Linked DNA regions of Homo sapiens: region 1 is linked to region 2. A link is a contact called in ENCODE Hi-C or POLR2A ChIA-PET data. All regions are on one chromosome and are shown on one strand. Each heading gives the region's core, a stretch centred on a gene start or an enhancer-like site at or near the end of the contact. The rest is flanking DNA. Distances are from core to core; before and after follow the strand shown. Region 1 holds the start of C15orf39 (chromosome 15 open reading frame 39). Region 2 has its middle 48 kb from the start of C15orf39.

The links. A loop is a pair of places that touch in the nucleus more often than their neighbours do. ChIA-PET counts read pairs that join two places held with the same protein, here RNA polymerase II (POLR2A). Pooled maps may share reads with other maps.
Region 1: a map of naive thymus-derived CD4-positive, alpha-beta T cell shows a loop between it and region 2 (9-fold over the local background). The contact joins the promoter of C15orf39 here to the enhancer-like site in region 2. A Hi-C loop is called at or near these places in 12 of 168 maps with a recorded cell type or tissue (CD14-positive monocyte, Caco-2, Calu3 and 8 more), 4 of 37 single-sample maps with no recorded cell type and 10 of 50 pooled maps. POLR2A ChIA-PET finds 5 or more read pairs at or near these places in 21 of 52 experiments (A549, B cell, Caco-2 and 15 more).

What each region holds. Positions count from the first base shown.
Region 1 is chr15:75,197,480-75,203,618 of GRCh38, reverse strand. It overlaps C15orf39 (chromosome 15 open reading frame 39), which reads right to left and starts at 1,737. Exons shown (of 3, transcript NM_015492.5): 1 at 1,560-1,737. It overlaps LOC107984772 (a long non-coding RNA gene), which reads right to left. Exons shown (of 2, transcript XR_001751617.2): 2 at 5,879-6,139. RefSeq lists silencers at 601-650, 771-1,930 and enhancers at 1,412-2,134, 3,401-3,580, 3,991-4,060.
Region 2 is chr15:75,150,857-75,156,402 of GRCh38, reverse strand. No RefSeq gene overlaps it. Among named protein-coding and RNA genes, the nearest start is that of C15orf39, 48 kb to the left of the region's middle. Within about 2 kb of position 2,647, at least 3 of the 41 ENCODE cell types and tissues checked have a DNase peak (open chromatin) inside an H3K27ac peak, as active enhancers do; they include CD14-positive monocyte, where a contact is called at or near this core.

The DNA of each region.
Region 1 (6,139 bases), core at 488-2,987, 48 kb before region 2:
ATAGACAGGAAACCACCTGGGACCCTCAGGAGTCTTTGTGGGAGGGGTGGCGGCTTCAGGGAGCCAACAGAGAACTCTTAGGGGTGTGGGAATGACCTGATCTCCTGCCAGTAGGAGGTGGAAAGCCCAGGATACACTCTCTCAAGGGAGACGACTCCTCCACTCAAGACAGTTGCCAAAATGTAGGTGCCTCCTTCCCTGACCCATACTGAGGCAAGCAAGCTCTCGGAAAGGGCAGGTGCCCAGGGAGCAGGCTCAGATCATCCTTGAGAGGCAGCTCTGTTGATCCTCTCTGCCAAGCTCCAACGTCACTCAGCCAGCACCCAGGCCAGGGTCCCGGAGAAGAGCCCACCACCGCAGCACCGCCCCTGCCTTACGCAGTGGGAAAGGAAACAGCTCTCTGTTCCCACTTTCACCTTCTAGGGGCCTCGGGATGGCCGATGGCAAAGACCAGGAAGAAGAGCGCGATTCCTGCCCAATTGTGGCCAGCATCTGGATTCTCCCGGAGGGCTGGATCGGGCCTCGCCGAGTGTTCTCCCATCTCCCACCTTCCCTACCTGAGGCTCTGGGCTCTCCAGACGCTACAACCCAACCTGGGGCAGCCCAAAGTCTCCAGTGGAGGGGAAAGCGAACGGGATCGGTCTCTATCCCCTTTCCCCTACCCGCCCTGAACATAACTCGGGTGCCTAGGGCCCACAGCCGATTTCGCTTAGAGGCTGCCGCCGCACCCGACCTGGCGGGCTTCCGGGTGTCCCCAAGCCCCTCCCGGCGGCGCCGAGACGCACGTGCATCCAGCAGGCTGACACACAGGCCGCCGCCACGCATGCAAACCCGTGCCTGCACGTACGTGCATGGCCCACATCTGCACACACGCCATTCCAGAACTGCGCTCTCCCCTCGCTCGGGCCCCGGGCATACGTGTGCACGCAGGCAGGCCCGCGCACCCAGCCCCACACCGACGCCCGCGGACCGGCGGGAGGTCCCGGAACAGGGGCGGCCCGGCGACAGGGTCCGGGCAGCCTCCGCCTCAGGGCGATCCTGCCAGCCTGGGCTGAGGCCAGAGGGGTGAGTCAAGAGGTGGCGAGAAAACCGCAGGGCCGTCCCATCCCAGCAGGGCGCGTCCAGGGCCCCGCGGTGCCTCAGCGCCCGGCGCCCCCAGGCCCAGCCCTCCAGTGCCCCCTTGTCCCCATACCTCCTCCTCAACGCCATCCCCCAGCAATCCACGTGACAGGGTCCTGCGGGAGGCCGGAGGGCTCGGCCTGAGTTCCTTCTCGCCAGATTAGGCGCCTGTTCTCCGCCGGAGACCCAGAGCGCTACCAGGTCCCGGGAGCCTCGAAGTCCGGGGAAAGTCGGAGCAGCAGCGCCACCCCTGCCCCGCAGCCCGTTCGCGGGGGGCCGGCGGCAGCCAGAAGCCGCAGCCCCTCGGCCCAGGCGCGGCTCCCTCAGTCCCCGGGCCGGCCGGTAGGGGCGCCCTGGGGCAGCGCCACCCGCCCCTTCTCCACGCGCCGCCCGCAAACTCGGCCCAAGTTTCCGCGCCCGCCGAGCGGGCGAGCTCCTACCTGCAGAGCGCCAGGACTCCCGCCGCCGCTACCCCAGGCGGCCTCCGCGTCCGCATCCTCCAGCGTCTCTCAGGCCGCGGGTCCTAGTCCGACCGGGCCCTGCGCGGGAAGTCGCAGTGAGCACCAAGCCCGGAGCAACCCTCCTAGCTGCCGTTCGCGCCGCCGCTGGGCGCCGTCTGCGGTCCCGGGCGGGGCGGGCTGGGGGCGGGGCGGGGGCGGGGCGACTCGCAGGGTTGGGGAAGAGCCCGGCCCCGCCTCTGGGAGCCTGCGCTCCTGTGGGCAGCGGGTGCGGAGGGCCCGCGTGGGGCCAGCTCGCTAGGAGCGGGCTGCGGGCGCTGTGCACCGCCCGTAACCGCCACGCTCCACGAACCAGTGCCCGGCGGGCCCGTCACGCGCCCTCAGTCGCTCCCTTAGATCGTTCATTCACTGCCACTTGCTGCGATGTGACCTTGCGCCTGCCGCTTGACCTCGCTGAGCTTCAGTTTCCTTATTTGCAAAAGTGGAATTCTGTCTTCCTCATAGCGGTGGCGGTGTAAGCTTGGAAAAGGGTGTTTGCAAATATCTGGCACACAGTAGGTGCCGGCATTCCCCTGTCCAGCACTAGTGTATTAGGGGGCTGGAGAAGGGCTCCTTGATCTGTCCCCTCATTTCGTTGTAGTCAATGAGGGCAATTTCCAGACTCCTGCTAGGGCACGGCAACTGTCTGAGGAAGCGGCAATCTCCCCATCCCTGGAAGGGCCGGGAATGAGGGTGCTGGGGGATTTGCAAAGTAGCCTGGGTGAGGCTCCCTCCATGAGGCAGACCGGCGCGCAGCCTGTGAGGCGGGTGGAGTGGAGCACGCCCAGCCAGGAATGGTGTGTTGCAAAGAGAGGCTGGAGGGGGGAAGGGGTGCCTCTCCCTGGACCATCTGACTGTGGATGAGAGCCCCTCAGTGCTGCTACTTTATCTGAAGGAATCTGGTCCGTCAAAGCTCCTGGGCTGCCCGAGGACTGGGAACAGGTGTGTGCAGTGGGGAAGGGGAGGGCAGGTGGACATGCCAAAGGTCAGAGTCAGTTCAGGAAGCAAAACTATCCCCTCAGATCCCAAAGGTAAGTTCTGCCTGAGTCAGAGCAGAGCAGGCCTGAGGCTGCAGGTTCCAAGAATCACCAAGCAGCTGGAGCAGCTGGAGCTGAGGAGGAGGGGCTGGGCGCTGCAGGTAGGAAGAGGAAGTGAGGTCACCTGGGGAGCGGGGGCGGGAGGTGGGGGGAGAGTGTCACTTCATTTAGAGCTGGAAGGACCTTAGAAATAGAGTCGGGAACCATATAGGGAGAGACACTCAGAGAGGGTTGGGGCTTTCCCCAGGTCACTCAGCAGGCTGGGACAAAATCCCAGATCTCCTGGCTCCCAGCCTGGGGCCCTTCCTGCAGCCACACCTTAGCGTCAGGAAAATACATCTGCGCGCGGACAGCTAGGGGTCACACCAAACATCATACCCTTAACCCCAGCCTGCAGCCCCGTGGGTCACAGGCTATTCACTGCTCTTGCCCCTTACCAACTCTGCTCGCCCCTCCTCCTCCAGCACCGCGCCGGCGACCCTGTCCCTGCCCTGCTAGTGGGGTGGAAGGAGGGCTGTGTTCTTAGCCCTTGGGGTCTAGGACGCTCAGGTTGTGTGCTCAGATGTGCCCAGTGGTCTCTCCAATTTCCCTGAGTTGGAATGGGACCCAACCAGGCCAGGATGAGCAGCCATCTGAGACAATAGGGGCTAGTTAAGATTTGCAGCACTGCTGAGCCTTGTGTTAATTCAGGGACACCTCACACAGACAGCAGCCCCACTCAACAGTATGTCTGTTCCTTTTCGGCATCACTTAAACACCCTGGACTGCCAAAGAAAGGAGGCAACACTGGGGGACTTGGGAGCTACTTTGTAACTTTCTGAGCCTCAAATTTCCTCATTGCAAAAAGAGAGCAGTGAGAGACCTGCCTTAGCAACTGTGGTGTCGGCCAACATCAGTGTGGGAAATTGCTTGTAAACTCTAGGAAGCTCATAGAGTGTCCCCAGACTATGAGCTCCTGAAGGCTCTGACCTTGCCATTTTCCTCCCTATACCAATGGTCGTCTGTGGAGCCTATAGAGAATGAAGGCAATCAATACAAGATAACTGCCTTGGGAGCTCCACATGTTTTTATCAGGACTGTGGTCTTGCAGAGATGTGATATTCTAATCAGAAGGAATAGTGTGAATAAAAGCAGAGAAGGGAACAGTCTGTCCTTATATGGCCTTCCCGAGTAGAGTTAACACAGAAAAAGAAAGTAGTGTAAAAAGGAGGTTTCTCCTCACCCCACCCCACCCCTACCACTACCAGGTCTGCCCAGGTTTCACATGCAACACACACACTCCTCTTCCACCCCACCCCAGACACCAGTTACTTCTCCTGGCTCCCTGGGAATGCAAGGTAAAAGGTCAGATCCTGAGCCTTGGCTCATTATTTTATGGTTATTAATAACAATGGTGCTCCCTCTAATGAGGCCACACCTGCTATTTACAAATCTCCTTCCTTGGAGGAGCTCCCTTACCCCAGAGGCGTGTGAGGTGGAGCTGGCAGCTACTCTACAGGCAGAGAAACAGAGAAGTATGGCACCTTTCCCTAAGACACACAGCAATGCCCCCTTCCATCCTTGCAGACCCAGCTATAGACACTGCCTCCTCCTGAGAGGCCCCTCAGACTGCTTTTGCTGCCCTGTCTGCCCTCTATTTCCTCATTGCTCCCTCTCCCCTCCCAGAAGAGGGATATCTCAGTGTCAGTGGTTGGGCATGGAGCTCCTACATCTATCTATGAGATAATTGATATCTCATTTAATTCTTACAACCATGTGAAGCAGGAGTTTGAAAAACAAGCACACTGGGGTTTGATCCACTGACCTGTGTGGTTTAGGCAAGCCCCTTAGCTGTCAGCTCACTCATCGTTACAGGGACATGACTTGCTACAGGGCTCCAGTGACTTCACAGCTTGATTTGTAGTAAGGTTTCAACCAGTGGTGATGTTGCAGGAGAATAAGGTCTGGAGGCAGGGAACCTAAGGCCAACTGGTGCTGGATATTAGAGACTACTCTTCAACCCCTTCTCTTTCAAGGTGGCAGTTGCTGCATGGTAGTTGCAATCCCTCCTTTTGCTGTATGGCAGTTGCTGAGTGGCAGCTGGAAAGTGAAAGTGCCTCTGATTGGTCCCCTCCCACAACCCATCAGACTGGTCGTGGGCCTACTCTTCAACCAATCAGACTGGTTGCGGGCTACTAGGGTGAACCAATGGGAAACCTCTAGAGGGTATATAAACCCCAGAAAATTCTGTAACCAGTGCTCCTGAGCCTCTTGCTGGAGGTTTTGCTGCCTTGCTTGTGCCTTTTGTCCAATTCTTTGTTCAAAACACCAAGAACCTGGGCAACTACCCTCAACCAGTAACAGTAGCTCTAGAGGAGGAGGGGGAGGCCACTTGTCCACATAGCCAAGAAATGGAGAGCTAGGATTGTCCCTGGAGGACTGTGTGACTCCAGTGCCTTCTGAGGGAGGGCTCAGACACAATTGTTGTTCAGGAACCCGCTGCCACTAAAGCAAGCAGAGCCTGAAGCTGGGCTGCGTCGGTGGCCATCAGCATGGACTCAGAGCGTCGTAGGGATCTGGGTTGGATAGGACCTGGGCAGGAGGACAGGGCCATGGGGTCTGATTGGGGTGAGGTGAGCCACTTTCCAAAGGTGTACTGGGAAATCAGGGCATCCTTCTGCAGGGGAGGCTGGGGGTGGGGGCAGCCTGCTGCTTTGCCACAGTGAGCAGGGAGTGGGAGCCTCTCAAACTCCGAAGGAGCCCCCCCCCCACTACCTCCAGAGAAAATCAGACTTGCTCAGAGGGGAGGCCCTAAGACTGAGAAGTGGGGCAGGCTTTCACTGGGCCCCTCTGGAAGACTGCATCTGCTGGCCTGTTGGCTAGGAAAACAACAACAACAACAACAACAAACCATGCACAATAATTTAGGGACCCTGGCCAGGTGCAGTGGCTCACGCCTTTAATCCCAGCACTTGGGGAGGCTGAGGCAGACAGATCACTTAAGGTCAGGAGTTTGAGATCAGCCTGGCCAACATGGGGAAACCCCATGTCTACTAAAAAACAAAAATTAGCCGGCATGGTGCACAAGCCTGTAATCCCAGCTACTCAGGAGGCAGAGGAACTTGAACCCGGGAGGCAGAGGTTGCAGTGAGCTGAGATCGTGCCTCTGCACTCTAGCCTGGGCAACAGAGTAAGACTGTATCTCAAAAAAAAAAAAAAAAAAAAAAAAAGATTTAGGGACTCCTGCAGAGGAGGGGAACATTCTTTAATTAACAGCTAGGGTGGGCTGATTTTCCTTCTCTCCTTCCCATCCTTCCTTCTGTCACATATTGAGGATCTCCAGGTTTTATGCTGGCATTGAGGGTACAGCAGTAGATGGGTCCCAGTGCTGTCTCCCAGGCTTCAAACAGACCATTGCCTCCAGTGAGATGGGTGCTTGTGTGGAGGTGGGTCTGCCACAGTGGGAGAGAGGCCTCAGGAACAGGACTGCTGGGCCTTGGACTCAGG
Region 2 (5,546 bases), core at 1,398-3,897:
ACAGCCCACTTGACTGGTCCCGCTGACCCCACAGCCCGCATGGACTGTTGCAGATAGGCCAGTGACCCTCTCTCAGCCATAGCGTGACCCTGCTTGCTCTAAACTCACCAATTATTTTATTTTATTTTATTTTATTTTATTTTATTTTATTTATTTATTTTTGAGATGGAGTCTCGCTCTGTCACCCAGGCTGGAGTGCAGTGGCGCAATCCTGGCTCACTGCAAGCTCCGCCTCCCGGGTTCAAGCCATTCTCCTGCCTCAGCCTCCTGAGTAGCTGGGACTACAGGTGCGCACCACCACGCCCAGCTAATTTTTGTATTTTTAGTAGAGACGGGGTTTCACAATGTTTTCCAGGATGGTCTCAATCTCTTGACCTCGTGATCCACCCGCCTCGGCCTCCCAAAGTACAGGCGTGAGCCACCGGCACCTGGCCTAAACCCAATTATTACTCCCCTCAGGAAACCTGCCTGGGTGACGCCCTGGACCCCATAAAGGCCTTGGTCCCACAGGTCCCCTCTCTCTCTCACTCTCTACCTGCTACTTGAACACCCTGCTGTCTCCGGGATTCCTGTTGGCCCTCATCGGCGCTGGCTTCTCTCATGGATCTGTGAGTAATGAAAGGCTCCTGTTATTCCATGTGTCTCACCTGACACACGCCCAACCCTAACTCCCCTCGCCCCTTAGAGAGCGGCTATCTCGGCTTATGGTACCTCTCCAAGGGACACCCCAAGACCCAATTAGACAAAGATCTCAACAGGGAGGCTCCTGGCTCAAGGTAAGTTTTGAAAGGATGCCCAAGGGCTCTGGCATGACCATGCTACCTGCAGAGAGGACCCAGGGCACAGGCCCCAGCCCCAGTGGCCGAGATAGGGGGAGGGTTGCCCCAGGGACCCCCCCAAGTACTGAGGCCTGGGCATGGAGATGTGGGAGACCCCTCTCAGATCCCTGCTCCTGACACACACAGGCAGGGTCCCTTACTGCCTTATCTTTCCTGGTGCTCACACCTGTCCCCTTCCACAGCTAATTTCCATCAGAGACCTGGGACCTAAGTCCCCTGTTTCAGCCTGGCATCTCCCAGAGCCATTCAGATCTCTCTTGGAGGTGCCCGGTGATCCCCAGGGCAGAGCTCGGTGGAGTCAAGGTCAGCTCAGAGTCCTGGGTTTCACATCTGTCTTTGGTCCCAATCAAAGGCCTGGTTTGCTTGGTTTCCCCTGCGGGCAGACCATTCTGTTCCTTCCACATGGTTTTCAGTTCCTTGAGGGTGGAGGTCCCCCATCCTTATACCGATCTCGCAGTCCCAGCCGCCCCAGGCTTCAGCACTTCTGGCTTCCTCTCCCAAAAGGGCTAAGGGCAGGAGATGGGGAGGACAGGCACCTGGCTGCCCAGGCCAGCCCAAGGACTCCGGACTACCAGCTTTTAGGGCATATTTTATAAGATTTCAGACTCTCGAGGCCAGAACACCCAGCAGGGTCAGGGCTGGCTGGGGGCATGGTGGGTAAAGCAAGGAGGCACCTAAGGGCCCACAATTTAAGGGGGCACTGGCCCTCAGGGCCATTCAGGTGCACCTGGGAGGGCAAGCCTCCTTAAAATTTTGCCCTAGGCACCTTGCTTGCCTCACTCTAGTCCCAGCCTGACCTCAGGAGAAGGATTGAGGAACCTAGTCCTCCCGCAGGCAGGAGGGGTAGAGCACCTTGGAACCAAACTCAGGAGTTTCTGGCTGGCTCCAAACAGAAGAGCCACAGGTAAGTGCAGGCAAATGCTACGCCAAGTCAGCCTCTTTGAGGTTTGCATGGGGATGACGGTGGGGGTGGAGAGGCCAAGGACAGAGCACCCCAGCCAGACTGCTGGGCATGGGAGGGGGCATGGGTGGGTACTGTACCCACTGCACAGAGAAGACTGGGTTCTGCCGGGGAGGGGAGGGGTGGAGACGGTGTTTGGGAAGGGGTGGGACGGGGCAGAGCCGGCAAAGGATCCGGAACCTTCACAGCAACCTCATTCTGTTTATTGCTCCAGCCACTCTCAGTGGCCCATCCCACCCTTCTTCCAGGCCAACCCGGGTCCCCTCTTCCAAAGCCCACAGGAGCTCTCTTCTGAAAGGATCTCCAGCCTTGGGTTTACCTCATCAGAGGCTTGGCCTGTGGGACACTGCGGGAGAGGATTGGGAGAAGAAAGAGGGGTGAGCCCTGTTGTCCTCTTCCATGCCCTGACCCAGCAGCATGGCTGGGGGAGGCGCTCTGGCCCTAAGCTTCACTTCCACCACGAAGCCTTCTCTGACTTACTCTCTGCATCCTCGTCCCCAACCCACCTCAGTACTTAGTACATGCCCCAGAAGATAGACCTGACCCTCTGCGGCCTTGGATCACCAGAGTTGTTTTCCTGGGCACACTTAGGCATCCTGCCTCTCCCATCAGACTACGTTACCCAGTCAGACGTGATGCCCTGGAATGTGCCCCCCATCCATCAGTGTCCCTCTCAGACTGCCACTTGGAGAGCAGGCTGTGTCTTCCCCTCAGTGTACCCCCCTTAGACTGAGCCCCTCCCCCTTGCCTGTGGGCCCCATGGAAGGCTTTGTGGAGAAACCCCCTCCACCCAGTCTCTTTAACCACAGCCTCCCTCCCTACTTCTCAGGAAACCACAGGAGAAAGAACAGGATGGGATTTTAGAGAAGTGGCCAGGAGGCCCTGAAACTGCTAGTGAAGTGGCTGTGGCCAGGGGGCCCAGGGACCTGCCCAGCCTTGGGATGGGGGTGTGTGGGGGGAGGGGGCAGTACCACAGACCCCCGTATGGGCCACTGGGACATGTAAGAGTTCAAGTCCTCCTTCTCCAGGATATATTTCAGAGACAATGAGGCTGAATTCAGTACTTGCAGTACCGAAAAAAAAAAATCTAACTTTACTTACAAAAACCCCAGATCCAAAGCAACCCTAGAGCTGATATTATATAGGGTATGGAAAGCATGGCATTCAGCAATTCGCTGATTTTCAAAAGTTGGACTGTGTGCAGATTGGCTGACTTTCAGTCTTGGCAGTTAGGGATTGGCTGACTTTCAGAAGCAAATCACTGGAGTAAGACCCTTGCTGATTGGCTGGCTCTCAGAAGCATGGTCCCTGGAATGAAGCTGTTGCTGATTGGTTGGCTCTCAGGGGACTGAAGTAACGTGATCAATGACTGATTGGACCAGGTTGAAAATAAGTCTGTGTGACTTGTTCCTGGCTTCAGACTAGTTCTCAAAACAGTCCCCCACCCCCCGCCTTTTTACTTGCTTTTAAAAGACAGAGTCTGGCTCTGTCACCCAGGCTGGAGTGCAGTGGCACGATCATGGCTCACTGCAGCCTCAAACTCCTGGGCTCAAGCAGTCCTCCCAACTCGGCCTCCTGAGTATAGTAGCTGGGACTGCAGGCATGTGCCACCACACCCTGCTAATTTATGTATTTTTGGTAGAGACAGGGTCTTGCTATGTTGCCCAGGCTGGTCTTGAACTCCTGTCCTCAAGCAATCCTCCAACCTTGGCCACCTCCCAAAAGGCTGGGACTACAGACTTGAGCCACTGAGCCTGGCCGCTCCCTTCCCTGCCCTTTTGTGAATTTAGAGAATAGAAACATTTTGTTTTCACCTCCCCCACATTCCTGGCTTTCCCTTTTCTGACCAGCCAAGCACTGATCATCTGTACCCACACTCCAGAATTGTCCAGAAGTCAGTTTGCCCAGGCCTGGTCATTCCATCCTTCAAAAACTCTTTCATGGAGACTGCAGCTCTAGAAAGCAGACCTGTGCCCTTCCTTTCTGGTGCTTGGCACACCCTCCTCATCCCCTGTTTGAATGGATGAATGAGTGAGTGAATGAATGAATGAATGGCTGTAAGGAGGTTACATGGTAGATTTGGCAGAACTAGTATAAGCCATATCCTCCCTTCCTTTTCTGACCCCTGTAAAATCCAGCCTCAGCATTCCCCACTGAACCCCCCAACCTCTGCCCCCCCACACACATAAGAATGTGGACTGCCCACAGCTCACCAGTTCCTCTGGAACCAGTTTGAACCCCCTGTGACCCAGCAGGGCCCCCACTCCCCCTTGAGTGTTAAGATTTTTGGATTAGTTGGCTTGAACTGTTCTAGAAAACAACAGAGTACCTTTGAGAAAAACAAAATGCATTAATTTGGGCCCTAGGTCAGAAAAACAAATTTATATTTGGCTTTGATCTGGGTTGATTTTAGCCTTTGGCTATCGATCAGGAGAGTGAGAGGGTAGCAAGGGTTGTCTTTGCCCTAAAGTAAGAGACATGGGTTTAAACCCTGCTCTGGCCAGAATCATGTAGGGAACTGGACCAGGCCTTCCTATTTCTGTTCATTTCAGCACACATTTAATGAGTACTTACTGTGTGTTAAGTATGGTGTTGTACAGATAGACTGCCCCAGCCCTCAAGGAGCTCAGTCTAGAGGGTAGAGAGATAAGTGAGTAAAGGCTTACAGTTTAGAGGGATCAGGGCTGTTAGGGAGGGGAGTGAGCAGGGGGGCTGTGTGAGCCCAGGAGAGGCACCAGATTCAACTTAGATTGAGAGGTGACATCAGAAAGATATTATGGGCCAACTCTGGGCACACTGCCTATGAATTCACCCTGCTTTGCAAGGAATAGTATGGTTAATAAAATTCTTTAAAAAAGAAAAAGATGTTATGGAAGTATGTTACATTATTTGTATGGCCCAGTGTAAAACGAAAGTGCAAGGCTTCTTATTCAGATTTCAAGATGTCAGCAGCAGAGGATTAAACTAAGCACAGGGCCCTACTGAGCACAGGGCTCTGTGTGACCTCACAGCTCTCATCCCATGAAGCCAGCCCTGCTGGAAGGAGGAGATGCCTGACCTGAGTGTGAATGATGAGTGTGAGTGTGAGTGTGCCACGGGAAGCACGGTGAGCAAACAGCCTGATGCGTGTGAGGACCAGGCAGCCCTGTGAGATTCCAAGAACCTCCTTTCCTCAGATCTGGGTCTTAATATCTGCCCAGTGGCCAGTGTAGCCCAGGCTTTGGGAATCATGCGAGGTTGCCAGCTGTCCTTTTTTGGGAGAGGGTGGGGCTGGGAGTAGAGAACACAATCTTTTTTTTTTTTTTTTTTTGAGACAGAGCCTCCCTCTGTCACCCAGGCTGGAGTGCAATGACACAATCTCAGCTCACTTCAACCTCCACCTCCTGGGTTCAAGTGATTCTCCTGCCTCAGCCTCCAGGGTAGCTGGGACTATTGATGTGTACCACTACACCCAGCTGATTTTTGTACTTTTAGTAGAGATGGGGTTTCACCATGTTGGCCAGGCTGGTCTTGAACTCCTGACCTCAAGTGATCCACCTGCCTCAGCCTCCCAAAGTGCTGGGATTACAGAAGTGAGCCACTGCACCCATCTTTAAACCATAATTTCTAATCTTGTAGCTAATTGTTAGTCCTGCAAAGGCAGACTGGTCCCCAGGCAAGAAGGGGGTCTTTTCGGGAAAGGGCTGTTACCAATTTTGTTTCAGAGTCAAGCCATGAACTGAATTCCTTCCCAAAGTTAGTTCAGC